Linked DNA regions of Homo sapiens: region 1 is linked to region 2. The links are chromatin loops, found by intact Hi-C in ENCODE. Cell type or tissue: mammary epithelial cell. All regions are shown on one strand. Links, peaks and the distances in the headings refer to the core of each region. The heading gives the core; the rest is flanking DNA.

Region 1 (6,838 bases), core at 755-5,754, 100 kb after region 2:
TACACACCTATGAGAATGACTAAAATTTTTTTAAAATTTAAAAAATTAGTGAAAACACCAAATTCTGGTGAGGATGCAAAAAAAAACTATCACTCCTACATTGCCATTGGGAATACAAAATGATACACCTACTCTGGAAAATAGTTTCTTTTAGAACTAAACATGTGAAGGTACCAAGAACATACATTGGGAAAGAACAATAAATGGTGCTTGGAAACTGGATATTTATATGAAGAAGGAGAAAATTAAACCCCTATCTCATATTATATACAAAAATCAAATCTAAATTGAATAGAAACTTAAATGTAAGACCTGAAACTATGAACCTACTATAAGATAACATTAGGAAAATTATCTAGGTCATTGATTTGTGCAAAGATTTCTTGAGTAAGATCGCAAAAGCACAGGCAACTAAAGCAAAAAATGGACAAATGGGATCACAGCAGAGGAAACAATCAACAAAGTGAAAAGACAACCCACAGCATGGGAGAAAATATTTGCCAACTACCTATCTGACATGGGATTAATAACCAGAATATATAAGGAGCTCAGACGTCTCAACAGAAAAAATTCAAATTGAAAATGGGTGAAAGATATGAATAGACATTTCTCAAAAGAAGACATACAGATGGCCGACAGGTATATTACAAAATGCTCAACATCACCAATCATCAGAGAACTGCAAATCAAAACTATGAGATACTATCTCAGTCCAGTTAAAATGACTTTTATAAAAAAGGCAATAACGGATGCTAGGGCAGATAGGGAGAAAGTGGAACCCTCCAACACTGTTGGTGGGAATGTAAATTAGCACAGTCACTATGGAGAACAGTATGGAGACCTCTCAAACAACTAAAAATATAACTACCCAATGATCCAGCAATCCTACTGCTGGGTATAGGATCCATATAAAAGGAAATCAGTATATTGAAGAAGTATCTGCACTCCCATGTTTATTGCAGCACTATTATTCACAGTAGCCAAGATAGGGAATCAACCTAAGTATCCATCGATGGATAAATGGACAAAGAAAATGTGGTACATATATCTACAATAGAAAATTATTCAGCCACAAAAAAGAACGAAATTCTGTTGTTTGCAACAATATGGATGGAACTGTAAGGCATTACGTTAAGTGAAATAAGCCAGGCGCAGCAAGACAAATATCACATTTTCTCACTCATATGTGGGAGCTAAATGTGTTGATCTCATGAAGATACAGGGTAGAATGATCATTACCAGAGGCTAGGAAGGATACCAGAGGCTAGGAAGGATACCAGAGGTGGGGAAAGGGGGATAAAGAGGAATTGGTTAGTGGGTACAAAAATATAGATAGAAGGAATCAGATATAATGTTTGGTAGCACAATAAGGTGACCATAGTTAACAAAAATTTATTGTATATTTCACAATAGCAGAGTGGAATTGGGATGTCCCTAACACAAAGAAATGATAAATGTTCAAGAAATGTTCAAGATGATGATACCCCAGTTACCCTGATTTGATCATTACACATTTAATGCTTATATCAAAATATTACTTCTACCCTATAAATATGTGCAACTATTATGTATCCATAAAAATTAAAAATAAGAAAAAACTAAACATGCAACTACACAGTGACCCAGCAATTGCACTCCTGGGCATTTATCCTAGAGAAATAAAAATTTATATTCACATGAAAAGGTGTACACAAATATTTATAGCAGCTTTATTTATAAGAGTCAAAAATTGGAGGGCCATATGCGGTAGGCGGATTTCTTGAGCTCAGAAGTTAAAAACCAGCTTGGGCAACATGGTGAAACCTCATTTCTATAAAAAAAAAAAAAATACAAAAATTGGCCAAGTGTGGTGGTGCACGCCTGTGGTCCCAACTACTCAGGAGGCTGAGGTAGAAGGATAGCTTGAGCTCCATAGGCAGAGGTTGCAGTGAGCTGAGATTGTGCCACTGCACTCCAGCCTGGACAACAGAGTGAGACCTTGTCTCAAAAACAAACAAGCAAGCAAACACCTGGAAACAATTTAGATGTCCTTCAATCCTTCAATGGGTGAATGCTTAAAAATCTGTGACACAGGCCGAGTGTGGTGGCTCACGCCTGTAATCTCAGCACTTTGGGAGGCCGAGGCGGGCGGATCACCTGAGGTCAGGAGTTCAAGACCAACTTGACCAACATGGAGAAACTCCATCTCTACTAAAAATACAAAATTAGCCGGGCGTGGTGGTGCATGCCTGTAATCCCAGCTACTCGGGAGTCTGAGGCAGGAGAATCACTTGAACCCAGAAGGTGGAGGTTGTGGTGAGCCAAGATCGCACCATTGCACGCCAGCCTGGGCAACAAGAGCGAAACTCTGCCTCCAAAAAAAAAATCTGTGACATATCCATACCATGAACTACTCCTCAGCAATAAAAAGGAATGCATTATTAATACATGCAGCAACCTGAATGAATCTTCAGAGAATTATGCTTAATGAAAAAATAAATCCTGAAAGCTTACATACATACGATTCCATTTATATAACATTCTTGAAATAACAAAAATCGTAGAAATGGAGAACAAATTAGAGGTTTCCAGGGGCTAAGTAAAGAGTCAAGGTAGGAGTAAAATGTGTGCAGCTATAAATGGGAAACAGAGATTCTTGTGGTGTTGGAATTGTTCTGTATCTTGACTGTATTGATGTGAATATCCTAGTTGTGATATTATACTATAATTTTGCAAAATGTTCCCATTAGAGGAAACTGGGTAAATTTTACATGGGATTTCTGCTTGGTTTTCTTTTTTCTTTTTTTTCTTTCTTTTTTTTTTTTTTACAACTGCAAGTGAATCTCAAAGGAGACTTTTAGAAAACTATTAAATTACCCATCCTTAGTTTACTATTTATTTGTAAAATGGAGAAAATAATAGCTGTACTATATCCTGGAATTGGGCCGCTAAAGTTGGAAAATGCTTAAGAACTTGGACATAGTGCTACATACTTGGATTTACAGACTTCTGGATCACAGAGTTGTTAGTAATTTTCTATTTCATTGGTATCCAAATTATTTTTTTTTCTGGACCACAGGTTGGACACTGAGGAGACTGGTGGGAAGCAGAGCAAAAGGTGCTTCTCATACCTTCTTCTCTTTCCAACATCCAACCACGCTTCCCTCCCTTCTCAGTCTTGCTTTCATCTGTTTTCCATATTAGAATTCTGAGGGATTTTGTAGAAGAAAAGAGGCTTTTACTTACATTTTGAAACCAACTCATCTAGTCCCAATCTTTCACTTTACTGATCAGGAGATAGAAACCAGAGAGGTTTAGTGACTACTCAAGACACTGAGGTAGTTGGTGGTGAAGCTGAGAACAGAACAAGGACTATTGACCCTCACTCCAGTGTTTTTTCCACTAAATCATGGTGACTTGTATTTAGATTGCTTTCTCAATACTTTTGTCAACAATCAAATAGCAACACCATTTATTGTTGTCTAGAGGCATAACTTTGTGCAGTAATTCTTAAGTATATGGGTAGAATTTTTAAGCATTTTGGTAGTCATGGTATGGGATATTGTTCAAGGAGTGCCTTAAACATAGGTACATTTATTGTACATATCGGAAAAGCTTATTGGTGCCACCTAGTGGTTTGAGTGGCAGGTATCGGTAGCAATTAAGAAGACATTTCAATGCCCCACCCCACTTTTGTTTATGCTTTATCAATAGGTATACTAAAAGTCATCGCCAACTACCTCAGCCGCTTTTTTTTCTGTAACATTTTAGGTGAAAAATGCTTTTCAGAATACAAAAGAAGAGACTTGGTTTTGGGTTAGCTGTAATTTATCTCTACTAATTAAAAACTTTCTCCTTAATAGAGTAAATTATTTAGATAAATTATTTTCAAACTCAAATTACCTGCTAATTACTGTTCATTCTTAAATCAGAAAAACAGACACTTAGCACAGATCCTTAGGATTCCTGTAAAATGAACAGTTGGGTTCAGTAGGTGCTTAGAAGTACTAAATTTTTTTTAAATTCTGATTCAGATTTTTTACTAAATCAGGTATTTTTCTGTGTTTAAAAAAAATCTTGTGACCATATAAAGACTTGTCATAAGGGCTACAATTAGAATTAAGTACTCAATTTAATCATTAGAAGGTTTTAACCATGTGAGGTTTTCTAATGAGCATATATTTCTTTCAATGAAAACTTACACTGAACAGATACAATCCTTGTCCTAACATCAAAGCAATTGTCTGCAGACCAAACCCATCAGTACAACTATCGAATACCTAAAACACTTAATTACATCTTTATTCTCACCATACAATTTTTTTCTCTTATGAGGGGTCATGAAAGGAGTGAATCATGAAATAATTTGTTTGCCCAAGGTGTTATTAACTTTAGAAATTGCTGGTCTTCTGGGCTGGCCCACTTATCAAAGCCATTTTCAGAACAATTATGACAATGATGACTAAATACTTAAGTAGACAAAAGATGTTTGGCGGACAAGGAAAAGGGATGTTGTTAACTGGTCTGTAAAAGGAACCTGAATAAACCCAAGAATTGTAGGGTACAAAGGTGACCACTGAGAGGAATGGGATCAGTGACAGGAATAGAACAGAAAACGGTTTTAAGAAAAAATGGCCAGGAGTGGTGGCTCATACCTGTAATCCCAGCACTTTAGGAGGCTGAGGTGGGCAGATCACTTGAGGTCAGGAGTTTGAGACCAGCCTGGCCAACATGGTGAAACCCCATCTCTACTAAAAATACAAAAACTAGCTGGGCATGGTGGCGGGTGCCTGTAATCCCAGCTACTCAGGAGGCTGAGGCAGGAGAATCACTTGAGCCTGGGAGGCAGAGGTTGCAGTGAGCCGAGAGGTTGCAGTCAGCCAGCCTGGGTGACAGAGCAAGGCTCTGTCTCAAAAAAAAAAAAAAAAAAAAAAGAAAAAGAAAGAAGAAAAACATGAAATATCACCATCACCACCAGAAAAGAGAAAAAGGTCTGAGATAATACTTAACAGGACTGAAAAAGTTTAACTAATGGGAGGAATTTGGAAAACATATTTAAGTGTCCATTTAAAACTCTCAACCTGTGCAAATTATGCTTTCAGGTGTTTGAGACTTTTTTTTTTCTTTCTTTTTTTTTTTTTTTTTTTTTTGAGACAGAGTCTCACTCTGTAGCCCAGGCTCTGGAGTGCAGTGGCATAATCACAGCTCACTGCAGCCTTGATCTCCTGTGCTTAAGCCATCCTCCGACGTCAGCCTCCTGAGTACCTTGCACCACAGGCGCATACCATCACACCCAGCTAATTTTTGTATTTTATGTAGAGATGGGGTTTCACCATGTTGCCTGGGCTGGTGTCCCAATTCCTGGGCTCAAGCAATCCTCTTGCTTCAACCTCCCAAAGTGGCCTGAGCCACTGTGCCTGGCTACATTTATTTTAATAATTGAGAAATTTTAAACCATTGACTAGATTCATATTTTCAGACTAACAATTCAAAAAGATTTACTAAGAAAACATGATGCAAATGTAGTCCACTTTCAAGGGCAAGGATCAGACATGAAGTTTGTGGGTAGCAGTCATCACTTATGTCAGAAAATACTCAAAGAAAATCTGAACATTGGAACACCCTCAGAATTCTTTAGTTCAGTGGTTTAGATTGAATGTTGAAGACGTGGGAGAAAACGGCACGTTTTGAAGGAAAAGTACATGAGAACTTTGGTGTTGACTTGAAATTACATGAAGTAGAATGGGTATGAAGTAAGATATTGTTCAGCTCCTGGCTTCATTGCTCATGCCTTAAGCTCATGAATTCAATTTCTTCCTCTTACCCCAGTCAACTGAAAAACCAGACTGCCTCTTATGGTTGTTGTGAGGATTAAATGATATACTGTGCATAAAGTGCTTATCAATGCTTGGCACATAGTAAGGTATCAAGAAATGTTAATTTCTTTTTTTATTTATAACTAAACATACCAGATAATATTTAGCAAAGCAATCAGCAAAGCCTTCAAAGTTCTTTCCCACAGTTTTTTGGTTTCACTGGTTGCGTAGACTTGCAATGGCAAAAAGTCACAAGTTTTTCACAATACTCACATAAAATTCTTAATACCCAAAAAATCTATTATCACACATAATTATAACAAGTAGATTTTGTGCCTAGTGACACATATTTTTAAATTTTTGAATAATACAAGTTGGAAAACTAACATGTTCCATTTTGACTTGAGGTTGCAAATTTCTTAGTCTGGAGCCAACATGGAACTTCTTAAAGAATAAGGCAATAATAAGCATGTAGGCTACAAAAAGAACACTTTTATTTTTAGGATCAGTATCAAATAAATGTGAAATATTGGTGATTTCTTTTTTCTTTGTCTCTCTTTTTTTTTTTTTAGATGGAGTCTTGCTCTGTTGCCAGGCTGGAGTGCAATGGCGTGATCTCGGCTCACTGCAACCTCCGCCTCCCGGGTTCAAGCAATTCTTCTGCCTCAGCCTCCCAAGTAACTGCGACTGCAGGTGCGCACCACTATACCCAGCTAATTTTTGTATTTTTAGGAGAGACGGGGTTTCACCATGTTGGCCAGGATGGTCTCAATCTCCTGACCTCATAATCCGCCTGCCTCGGCCTCCCAAAGTGCTGGGATTACAGGCGTGAGCCACTGCACCCAGCCAATATTAGTGATTTCTAAAGAGATTTTTGTACCAAGTTTTGAGAAAAATATTCTTGCTTCTATTAATATTTTCAAAGATGTATAAATGAATACAGATGATAATTTTTAAGGATTCTATGCAAGATTTGCTACCCCTTCCAATGCTTTTCCTGTCCCAAATCCAGAAACATAAACATGCTATAACAGGCAAAATGT
Region 2 (6,838 bases), core at 660-5,659:
GATGATCTTTTCAGCAAATGGTGCTGTAACAAATAGATATCCATATATACCCTCCCACTAAAAGGAAAAAGTTAACTTCAGTCCTTTATCTCACATCAGTTACAAAAATAAGCTCAAAATGTACTATCATAGCCGGACACGGTGGCTCATGGCTGTAATCCCGGCACTTTGGGAGGCTGAGGTGGGCGGATCACTTGAGGCCAGGAGTTCGAGACCAGCCTGGCCAACATGGTGAAACCCTGTCTCTACTAAAAATATGAAAATCAGCCAGGCGTAGTGGCGCATGTCTGTAGTCTCAGTTACTTGGGAGGTGGAGGTAGGAGAATCCGAGAGGCGGAGGTTGCACTGAGCTGAGATTGTGCCACTGTACTCCAGCCTAGGCAAAAGAGAGAGACTCTGTCTCAAAAACAAACAAACAAACAAACAAAAAACAAAAAAACTATCAAAATTAAAAACTTTTGCTATTCAAAAAATAGTTAAGGAAATAAAAAGGCGTGCCACAGACTAGAAGAAAATATTTGCAAAAACACACACCTGATGAATTTGTAGCCAGAACATATAATGAGCTCTTAGAACACAATTAAAAAAACAACCCAATTAAAAATGACCAAAAATGTGAACAGATATTTCACCAAAGAAATGTCAAATAAACACACGAAAAGACACTCAACATCATGTCATTAGGGAAATGCAAGCTGAAACCATAATGAACCACCTACCAGAATGACTAAAATTATAAGACTGACGATACCAATTGTTGGTGAGGATTTAGCAGCATAAAGTCAGCTGTTTGTTTTTTTGTTGTTGTTTTTCTTTTATAAACAGCCCTTTAAAACTATAAAAACCACTCTTGGCTCTCTGTCATATAAAAACAAGCCTCTGCTGACCAAATGGCCCAGTTTCTACAACTTATAAATTGCAAAGAGAAAAGAAGGGAAAGGAGATATATGAATTTGAAACTCAAAGAACATAAGAACCAACAACAAGGTACTCACCTCATTTGCATCCTTATTTAAAGAAACTACTTTAAAAATTATTTAAGAAACACTTTGAACATGAATATATATTTGAGAGATTAAGGAACTACTTTTTAAAACTTTTTCAAGTGAGATAATGACATTGTCCTTCTGGTTTAAAAAAAAATCCATATATTTTAGAGATGTATACTGAAGTATTTAAAGATGACATAACATGCCACCTAGGATTTGCTTCAAAATAAGACAAGAGGTAAGACGGGCAGTGTGCTGGTATAGATAAAACAAAACTGGCCATGAGTTGAAAATTATTGAAACTGAAGATGAGTACAGGTAGACTTCATTATATGATTCTCCTTACATCTGTATATGATTGAAATCCCCAAATACAGTTTAAAAATGCAATAAAATTTATGTTTTGACTAAATAACTATAAGTAAATACATATTTTATTCATCTGTACCATAACACTTCTGCCTCTGGAGAATAGAATATTATCTGAAAACAGTTTTCAAAATAATGTTGGGAAATGCTTCAAATTTAATATATAAAGATATGTATGAATGATAAGGATACATTTATCTCTTGGTTTTTTCTTTTTTAAAAAAATAATCTTCTGTAAAGTGGGTGTTAGATTTCACAACTACAAGACAAGAACTCAGATTTTAGAACTGGAAACCTAGATTCAGATCCCAGTCTGACACTTAAAGTAGGGTACTACTAAGCACTAAAATCCAGTATCTCATAATTCTCACAAAAATTTTAGGAGGTACACACAATGTACATTCAGGAAGAGGGGACAAGATAAGAATTAATGCTTAAGGACACATTTGTTGAATAGTGCAGTCAGAACTCCAACCTAAGCAGTCTAACTCCAAAACCTGAACTCAATTTTCCAACTGCCAGGTGTAACTATTTGTTAGTTATGAAATCAATTTACTGCATTGCAACCCAGAATTTTTAAGAAAAAGAACAGAATAGACAATAGCAGTGAGCACTTTTCCAAACTTTTGTTTCAGATTACTTGTAAGTATACTGAGTCACTTTGTAGAACACAGAATTACTGAGAATTGCAGCTGAAAAAAAAAAGAGTGACTATGGGTTGATGATTATTATTGCTGGATGACAGTTATATAAGGATTCATTTGGCTTGGTAGTTTTCTGTATGTTAACGTTTTTACATAATTTTTTTTTAATTTTAAAGAGGCTATCTGGAGGAATTCTATAAGGTCTCATTTCCAAGTTTACACCTCAGTCACTAACAGCAGACCCAGCTTCCCCAAGTCTCATCTATCACTGTACAGATTCTCACTTACTATATTGCTCTGTACATAACCTCACATATCCTAATCTGTTCCAATACTGCATTCTTCCTCTCCCTTCCAAATTATTCCATTCTACTGCCTAAAATTCCTGCTCAGTGATTAACATCTTGCTATTGTCAGATGCAGATTAAAACCTGGCTGGCTCCCTGAAAAAGACTCCCTGTGGTGTCTCAACTGGAACTTATTTAATTCCCCTCATAGCTTGGGACCTGGTAGTAGGGTTAGTATCTTCTCCAAGTATGTCTCTGGGGCAAGTCTCTACTTTGGCCATAATGCTCTGGGCTCAGTGATTCTTTCATAATACCTAAAAGGTATTATGAAATTCTGTGGAGGCATTTTGGTCACCTTGATGACTGAGGGATATTACTGGTTATGGAGCAGAAACCTGGAATGCTACCCACATTGCAATTTGAAAACACAGTTCCGGTAAGAAAGAAAAGACCTACACCTTGTTTAACTGGAGAATGTAATGTTGAGTCAGCCAGCAGGTGAAAAATAAGTTTATAATTATCTGAGCCCAACCACTTACCTATAAAAACAAAGCAGGAGAAGTACAGGATTTGTAAATGTATACAAAGATTTTTCCAGAAGACGGCTATCCTGAAAATCCAGGAAATATGTTGTTTATAATCTTATTTTTAAAAATTGCTTGCCATTTTGGAAAATGTCATTAACTGTAAAACTATTCATATTTGTGTCACCAATAAAGCATAATTTTATCTGTCCAAAAAAAGTTTGAAAGCCACTGCTATGTTCTGATAGTTTTATGACTTTGCTTGGGGCAACAGATTGCACCATCACAATATTATCATCACCACAGTATTTCACACTCCTGTTATTACAAAACATGGTGTATGTTGCACATATTCAATAAATGTTTGCTGAACTAAATACTAGGGTGTTTGGTAGAGACTAGACTGACTGGACTGTATTACAAAGACATTGTGGCTAAACAGGAATTGGGACATGAAGTCATAAATACAAAAAAAATCAGCCAATCATAGTATTTCTTGAACAAATGAGATAAAACATGCTGCTTTTGAAAGACTAACCTTACAGTGATATATATGTTAAATATGGAAATAAACTTGACTTAGAAATCTTAAAGGCAATAGTTTCCTACTACTAACATTTCTATTACTACAGCTCAAAGATTTTAATATAGAAATTTAATAAGTTCATAGACTAAATAACAAAAAGATTCATCTCATGGCAGCTTTTTCCTATCAATTTTATAAAACAGAATTCCACAAAACTCAGTTCAGAAAAAGCAATCAATATACCATTTGCCTCTATTAAACAAAAACTGTATTAACACGTTTAAATGTTTCTAATATATGGAGAAGAGTATAACTTTTACTTATATTAATAACAACTCTTGAACAGTAGGGGTAAACCTAAGCACATAAGGCAATCATCATTCACAGCTACTATTTATCTAAAACTATGCATACTAACTAAACAAGAAAATACAATGTTAAAAATTTCAACATAAAACATAAGAACTGTTCAAATTAATTTTTAATAAGTGCTCAAGCCAAAGTTTTGATACTTTGATAGCTTAAATTGTGATCTACTATCTAGTTCTTGAAAGAATTCAACTAGATATTGTTTCACATTCCTTTCTCTACTTTCCCATTTGCTCTTTCTCATAAGTAGTAAGTCTTACAAATGAATGCAATAGTTTATTCATTTTTAAGTAGAAAATATTTACAACCGTTCGTAAAATCCTTTACATAATACTGACATTCCTTATAATGCTTGTTCCTTCGATTTTCAGAATCCTTAAAAAAATTTTATCTCATTTTCTTCTATCCAAATATGCCTGTAGACACAACATATGTACATCTTAAGAATCCACACAAATTTCTTAGGTGTTTTAATTTTTGAACAAATTTTTGCAAAGTATAAACACTCCTCAACAAGGCTCTAATAAGGAAAATATGACAACTTTTAAATTACGAATCAGAATGAGAAAAATAACTACAATAGAACTAAAATGAAATACAGATTTTAAACAGCCAAGTAAGTTCAACTGCATTTATGTACAATAAATTATATAAATGTAGTTCAAAAACTGTGACTGCCCACTACATCTAAAAAATAATCAGGTAAGCAATCTTTGCAAAGCTTCTTGGGGAAAGAATTAGAGCTCCCTAAAAGGGGGATGGGCAGGGCAGTCTATTTGGGATCACACAATTACAAACCATGTGTGTGGATTAAGTGCCTGTGCTTTCCAAAATGAGTTACTATAACCATGAAAGGTATTAGGGAAATTAAAATAGATTCCACTCATTTTCTTCAGGGAGACCATGTCAATCCTATCAGTAATGCCACTTCTTTAATCCGCCTCCTTCTCTGGTAATACCCTTTTCATCTACCATTAGTCCTTCTTTTATCTAGCATATACCATTCTGTCATCACTCGACCTCTGCCCTAGCTTTACCTCACCTTCCATCCCTGGCTCCTAAGCCAAAAGTTACTGTGAGATGATTAAACAACAACAACAACATTGAACATTAAAAAAAAAAAAAAAAGATAAATTGAAATAAGGTCAAATTATTAAGTATCTCTATGTGAAAAGAACTGGGCATAATAAACAAATGACGTCTTCTAACTGGATAGCAGAAAGAAACGTATTAATCTATGTTATAATGAACATAGATTAATATGCTACGGTCTGCTACATACACACCAACACTCACACACATACAACATACCTCTAAACTAGAAAGCTTGGGAACTGAGTAAATTTAAAACGTACAAATTTTCAAAACTATTAACATCTTAAAAAAAAGAAAAAAGAAAAATCATTCTTAATCTTAACCAACTATTATCACTGTGGTAAACATCTTTCTATGAGAACTAGTTCTTTTTTAAATTCAAATAGTTGTGGATATCCCATTTTGAAGTGTACTTACATCATCTCTTGTAACAAAAATTTTAGTAGCTGCATAGTATTATATCAGCTTATGAATACAACGTGATTTGTTCAATCCTGTCTGTGTCATGAGACATACAAGTTAAATAGCCTTTCACGTAAATTTTTGTGTGTATCTCTAATTTTTATGGCTCTTTAAACATACTGTCATTCTTCAGAGTACAGCTTTTGGGTTTCAAAAAAAAAAAAATACTGCCAATATTGCCCCAGAAAGCTTGTGTAAGATTGGTCTCACCCTTATTTTTTCAACTCTCACCAAATATATTAGGCAAATAGGGGTTTCACTGAATCCTAATTAATAGGATAAACTTTTGTCATATTTTTATTGGCTTTATATATTTATGTATCTTCATTTTCTTCACTGATGTTGTCTGTCAATTTCATTTCTTAGTACTTCTAAAAGCAGTATATAACAAGAATGGTAATCTTTGTCCAACATATTGTTAATGTCTTTTTCTAGTTTACCTTTTAATTCTGTTTAATTTCCCTTTTGCAATTTCTCCCTGTGGTTCTATAAAAGAAAGTTTTTCCCACTCCAAGATCTAATCAACACATATTTTCTTATTTTTACTATCTCATTTTTAACTTAACTAATCTCATATTTAATTTGTTGTGTAGTGAAGTTGGACTCTACTGGTTTCTACTTTGATAACAGCCAATTGTTTCAACTATGTACACAGAATACAGAATTGCAACAACGGCAGTGGGTTGTATGAATAATGGCTCCGACTGGAGTACAGCATTCCCTCAGCCCCACTCAGGGTTCATACCCAGGGACTCTAGATCTATTGCCTCCCTATCAAGTCCAAATGCTATCATTATATTTGGGGTGTGTGTGTGTGTGTGTGTGTGTGTGTGTATTATATATAAACATATATACATATATTTTTTGAGATGGAGTCATATATATATATATATATATATATATATATATATTTTTTTTTTTTTTTTTTTTTTTTTTTTTTTTTTGAGATGGAGTCTTACTCTGTCGCCCAGGCTGGAGTGCAGTGGCATGATCTCAGCTCACTGCAACCTCCACCTCCTGGATTCAAGAGATTCTCCTGCCTCAGCCTCCTGAGTAGCTGGGGTTACAGGCGCATGCCACCACGCACAGCTAATTTTTGTATTTTTAGTAGAGACAGGGTTTCACCATGTTGGTCAGGCTGGTCTCGAACACCTGACCCCGTGATCTGCCCGCCTCAGCCTCCCACAGTGCTGGATAGGTGTGACAGGCGTGAGCCACCTCACCCTATTTTTAGCTTTCAATACTGTTTCACCAATTTATCTACATAAAAGCCATATTATTTTTATCATTATAAGTTAATAATATCTAGTAATACCAGTTCTCTTTCTTATTATTCACTTTTAAAATTTTCTTGGCTTCTCCCAGCCAACATATTTTCCTAGTAAAATACTTATGTCAATACATTTTACTTAATGTATAAATTATGTGGAGAGTTATGGCTAGGTTTCCACATGCACAGCACAAAGCTCTGTGCCCAAATTCTCTGCAGAACCTACGTTTGTGGTTTAGTGTCTGTAAAGTTCATCTTTAGCCTCAACTGGTCCCTCTCAAGAAACTTCACACTCTTGTTTAA

Evidence for each region. Hi-C counts contacts between places; a loop is a spot of excess contacts. Peaks named below come from ENCODE experiments on the same cell type or tissue, not always from the same donor. Only the 100,000 strongest peaks of a DNase experiment are listed, where the experiment ranks them.
Region 1: a loop joins it to region 2, with 2.2 times the contacts of the local background. A loop is called at or near these places in 1 of 110 quality-filtered maps.

What each region holds. Positions count from the first base shown.
Region 1 is chr12:79,734,707-79,741,544 of GRCh38, forward strand. All of the region lies in intron 4 of PPP1R12A-AS2 (PPP1R12A antisense RNA 2), which reads left to right. Among named protein-coding and RNA genes, the nearest start is that of PAWR, 47 kb to the left of the region's middle. In mammary epithelial cell, for the core only: a CTCF peak has its summit at 3,606 (motif pointing left); a DNase peak (open chromatin) is centred at 3,605.
Region 2 is chr12:79,632,722-79,639,559 of GRCh38, forward strand. All of the region lies in intron 2 of PAWR (pro-apoptotic WT1 regulator), which reads right to left. Among named protein-coding and RNA genes, the nearest start is that of PPP1R12A-AS2, 54 kb to the right of the region's middle. In mammary epithelial cell, for the core only: no CTCF peak of the experiment used is centred there; DNase peaks (open chromatin) are centred at 2,660 and 3,120; H3K27ac peaks cover 2,106 bases.